Linked DNA regions of Homo sapiens: region 2 is linked to region 1. Evidence: read pairs that join two places in POLR2A ChIA-PET (ENCODE). Cell type or tissue: A673. All regions are shown on one strand.

The links. ChIA-PET counts read pairs that join two places held together with the same protein. Peaks named below come from ENCODE experiments on the same cell type or tissue, not always from the same donor. Only the 100,000 strongest peaks of a DNase experiment are listed, where the experiment ranks them.
Region 2: POLR2A ChIA-PET joins it to region 1 with 6 read pairs; 2 of 35 experiments call an interaction of 5 or more read pairs at or near these places.

What each region holds. Positions count from the first base shown.
Region 1 is chr11:73,937,552-73,940,051 of GRCh38, reverse strand. No RefSeq gene overlaps it. Among named protein-coding and RNA genes, the nearest start is that of DNAJB13, 12 kb to the left of the region's middle. In A673, no CTCF peak of the experiment used is centred here; no DNase peak of the experiment used is centred here.
Region 2 is chr11:74,466,444-74,468,943 of GRCh38, reverse strand. It overlaps KCNE3 (potassium voltage-gated channel subfamily E regulatory subunit 3), which reads left to right and starts at 1,395. Exons shown (of 3, transcript NM_005472.5): 1 at 1,395-1,546. In A673, no CTCF peak of the experiment used is centred here; DNase peaks (open chromatin) are centred at 203, 613, 1,263 and 1,713; H3K4me3 peaks cover 2,071 bases; H3K27ac peaks cover 2,500 bases.

The DNA of each region.
Region 1 (2,500 bases):
TGGCAGAAAAATTCCACAAAATTATGGAACTCTCAGCTTCAAACAGATCAAAAAATAGTTAATCAAATTAATGATCTCCATCAGACTGTAATTTGGATGGGGGTTCGTATTATGAGTTTAGAAAATAGAATTCAAATACAATGTGACTGGATACATCTGATTTTTGTATCACTCTCCATAGTTATAATGAAACAGAACACCAATGGGAAAAAGTTAAACACCATTTGGAAAGAAAAGAGGAAAATCTCACCCTCAATATCGTAAAACTAAAAGAGCAGGTTTTTGAAACCTCTCAGGCTCACTTAACCCTGCTCCCTGGAACCGATATTTTGAGCAAGGCAGCTGATGGGTTGTCTGCAGTCAATCCTCTTAAATGGATTAAGGCCACTGGAAGTTCTACATTTGTAAACTTTATTCTAATAATTATGTGCTTGTGCTGTCTCATGTTAGTTGGCAAATGCAGAAGCCACCTCTGGAGAGAAAGCCGCCACCAAGAACAAGCAATGATAGCTGTGGCGGTTTTGCAAAAAAGAAAAGGGAGACATGTTGGTAGAAGGGCTGAGGCAAGACTTGCTTGTCTGACATAATGTAAAAGAGTCTTGGAACTGTCCTGAGTCCAGGGTCTAAAACCCCTCATGGCCTTTGGAACACCAAGCTCTGTGCCAAAGAGTGGAAGGCTGCCCTGCCGCACCACAATCTAAGCTCAGGGCATAAAACCCCTCGTGGCTTGGATGGAATCCAGGGCTGAGGGCATAAAACACCTCATGGCCTCTGGAATGTGTCTAGACTTGCTGGCTCCTTGCTTCTTGCTCTCCCAGGCTCATAAATTGATTGCATCTTGAGGTAGAAAAACATGTTCTCCATTATCTCGAGTAGCAGAGCATATTCCATATGCTTAAAAGAAAATGCTAAACCACCACAGCTATAGGTCAAACGCTTGATGCACTGCTTCCTTTCTACCCCCACATCCTCACGTCCTCACCACCTGCTTCTTTGATCACCAAAAAATAATGTGGGCTTCCAGAGCTCAGGGCCTTCACAGCTGCCATACTGGTGTTGGCCCCCTGGACCCACTTTATGCACTCTTGTCTTGTCTCATTCCTTTGACTCCACCGGACTTCATAACCCCCACGACCTGGTGTTGGGTCTGATCACCCCAGCACAATGCCACACAATATAACCTTCTTTTTCTCTCCCTCTCCCCATTCTTTTTCTTCAGCAGTATCTTCCCTAAGTACTACTCCTTCAGTCAGCCTCTTCTTTGTTGTTGTTTTGAGACAGGGTCTCACTCTGTCACCAAGGTTGGAGCGCAGTGGCATGATGCATGATCACAGCTCACTGCAACCTCCACCTCTTGGATTCAAGTGATCCTCCCACCTCAGCCTCCAGAGTAGCTGGGACCACGAGGGCATGCCACCATGCTCAGATAATTTTTTTTTTTTTTTGAGATAGAGTCTTGCTCTGTCGCCCAGGCTGGAGTGCAGTAGTGCTATCTCGGCTCACTGCAACCTCCGCCTCCTGGGTTCAAGTGATTCTCCTGCCTCAGCCTCCCGAGTAGCTGGGATTACAGGTGCGTGCCACGACACCCAGCTAATTTTTGTATTTTTAGTAGAGACAGGATTTCACCATCTTGACCAGGCAGGTCTTGAACTCCTGACCTCATGATCCACCAGCCTCGGCCTCCCAAAGTGCTGGGATTACAGGCATGAGCCACCACGCCCAGCCGATTTTTTTTTTTTAAATAATTTGTGGTAGAGACGAGGTTTCACCATGTTGCCCAGGCTGATCTTGAACTCCTGAGCTCAAGTGATCCACCCGCCACCACCTCCCAAAGTGCTGAGATTACAGACATGAGCCACCACACCCAACCAGTCAGCCTCTTACTCCCCTCAAATGGAAACATGTTAAGAAAGCATCTGGCCGGGTGCACTGGCTCAGGCCGGGCGCAGTGGCTCACTTGTAATCCCTGCACTTTGGGAGGCCAAGGCTGGTGGATCACCTGAGTTCAGGAGTTCGAGACCAGCCTGGCCAACATGGTGAAACCCCGTCTCTACAGAAAAAAATACAAAAATTAAACAGGTGTGGTGGCAGGGGCCTGTAATCTCAGCTACTCGAGAGGCTGAGGTAGGGAGAAATCACTTGAACCCAGGAGGCAGAGGCTGCCGTGAGCTGAGATCATGCCATTACACTCCAGCCTGGGCAACAGAGCGAGACTCCGTCTCAATTAAAAAAAAAAAAAAAAGAATCTCACATCACTCATATAGGGAAAAAGGAGTGCTGTGTTTAAAATCTCATCTCTCCTCGCTCTCCCTCTCCCGTCTCCCTCTCCCTCTCCCGTCTCCCTCTCCCTCTCCCTCTCCCTCTCCCGTCTCCCTCTCCCTCTCCTTTCCACGGTCTCCCTCTCATGCCGGGCCAAAGCTGGACTGTACTGCTGCCATCTCGGCTCGCTGCAGCCTCCCTGCCTGATTCTCCTGCCTCAGCCTGCCGAGTGCCTGCGATT
Region 2 (2,500 bases), 530 kb before region 1:
GGTCACTTGAGCCCAGGAGTTCGAGATCAGCCTGGGCAACATGGAGTAACCCAATTTCTATAAAATACAAAAATTAGCCAGACATAGTGGTGTGTCCCAGTTACTCAGGAGGTTAAGGGAGGAGGATCACCTGAGCCCAGGAGTTCAAGGCTGCTGTGAGCCATAATCACTCCACTGCACTCCAGCCTGGGTGACACAGTGAGATCCTGTCTAAAGGAAGGAAGGAAGGAAGGAAGGAAGGAAGGAAGGAAGAAAGAAAGGAAGGAAGGAAGGAAACTGAGATTGCATGCTTAGGTGATTAGGATGACTTTTCTGAGAGGTGATCTCCAGACTGAGAAAAAGGAATAGTAGGGTCAAAACAAGGTGGGTACAATATACCCACCTTGTATATTGTATACAATATACAATATACCCACCTTGTAGTAGGTCTTTTTAAAACGATAGCACTTCTTAGATATATTCTGGGATTCTGTAATTGAGAGTATGTGCTTCAGATATCCTGGAGCAGACCTTTGCAAGGGAGTGAAAGAGCTGGCCTGAGGCTGTTATTAATTATTCTGAGGCAGTGAGCTGGTAAAAGGGCACCCCACAGGGTCCCCCGGAGAAATTCTCTGCAACTGTCCCTTCCTCTGCCACTAGCCTCCTGGCTCTTATTCCTCAGCTGCCCCGGCTGCCCCAGTTCTCTGAAGCCTGCAATGTCACCAGCAAGGAAACAACAGTTTGAGTGAGGGCATGGTGGTGGGAAAATAAACTGTTCTGGGACAGAGATGAGTAAGGTGCGGCTGAACACAAGTTGGTCAGGCACTGTCACGAACTTTTGAGGCTTGGTGGAGGAAACATTTGCTGGTGCTACTCAGAGACAGAGGGGTGTGTAGTGGATTTTGGGTCTGGGCTCTGCTACCTGGGCAAATCCCTTCTCCAACTGGGCCTCTGCGTCCTGTGTGGAAAAGAGTTTGTGTAAGAATCATATTATTTTGCTGTTGACCCTTTGGTTTTAATACTTTGGACTCAAAGGTCTCATCTGACCTCAACCATAAGCCTGTGAAGAATGCATGGAGGAACTGTACCAACTTTACAGCCAGGCCAAGGCCCAGTGAGGGGCAGCGACTCGCCCACCACCACACAGCCACACTGGAGCAAAACCGACTCCTGGAGATCGGCCTCATGCTGGGCTTGCTGAGGCCCAGCGGAGCGAGAGGCTTTCGGTCTCTGGTCCAGGAAGCAGGCGCTGCAGGGGACGGAAGGGTCGGAGCCCACAGCCGGGGGAGGCCAAGGAGCTGGGCGGAGGCACTCCAGGCCAGCCCGGGGAGAAGTGGGTGTGCTGGGGCCCGGGCGGGGCAGGGGGAGGGGACGCCCGGGGGAGGGAAAAGGGAGCCGAGCGCGGGTGGGAGCCCAGAGCCAGAGAGCGCGCTGGGCGGTGCTGGGCACCCGCGGAGTGGAACGGGGCTGGTGGAATGCACAGGGTCGCAGCGCTTGGGCCACCCTCGGTCAGAGGGCGCCGTGTCCAGCGAGCAAACGGGCGCCCCGGAGCCTTGCTGAGAGGCAGGTAAGGCACCCACCCAGCTGGGAAGGCTGAGCTGCGGCCTGGGGTGGAAATGAGGGGTCTTCCCGCCTCCCTTCCAAGGGCCACGGCGCGCTCTCCGTGAGACTGTGGAACCGAGGGGGAGTGGGGGAGGGGTGGGCGCTGCAAATACCAAGCTAGTCCTCCCGGATCCTCCCCGATCCTCCCGAGCGCAGTGATCGTGGAGCAGCATGTGGGAGTAGGGAGCTGGGCTCTGCGCGCCCCGTCTGGAAACCGTGGGGACTTGCGCCGTTATTCCCAGCCCTCAAGACGGCCACAAGAAAAGTTCCTCCACACCCACAGACGTGCAAGCGAACACTTGCAGCTGGCAGCCAGTGCACACGCAGAAACGACATTTCAGGACCCAGCACAGTCTCATTTGGCTGGAGCCACCGGCTCTGCGGAGCTGACTTGCCCATTCCCTCTACACCTCACTGTGTCCTTCACCCTGTCTGACCTAGTCCCGGGAAACCTGGTGACTCCCAAAAGCATCTTCTGCTGCCAGTAACATAGGTCGAGGCTGGGAGTCGGGAGACTTGAGTTCTAGTTTACAGGCTGTGTAAACCCGGGCAGTCATCCCTCAGCTCTGCGCCTTGTGCTCGCTTTTCCTGGGCCACCATTTGTAAAACGGGCCTCCTGCTCCTGTTGCCTGCATACCCCATGGGACAGAAGGGGAAAGGGGGATTGGACCTCAGAGTCTCTTATCTCGAAAATAAATGAGTTTAGTTCTTGCGTGAAAGCCCACCAGAGTATCCCTCCTAAAATCCTCTCCACTAATTTGCATATAGGGAAACTGATGCCCCAGGGGAGATGATTTACCTAAGGTTACAACAGAGACCAAACAGAATTAGAACCCAAGTTTCCTCAGTCCTAGCCCAGGGCTCTCTCCACTTCACCTACAAAGGCATGTTGTAAACGTGTGAGCTCCTCCTTATTTCC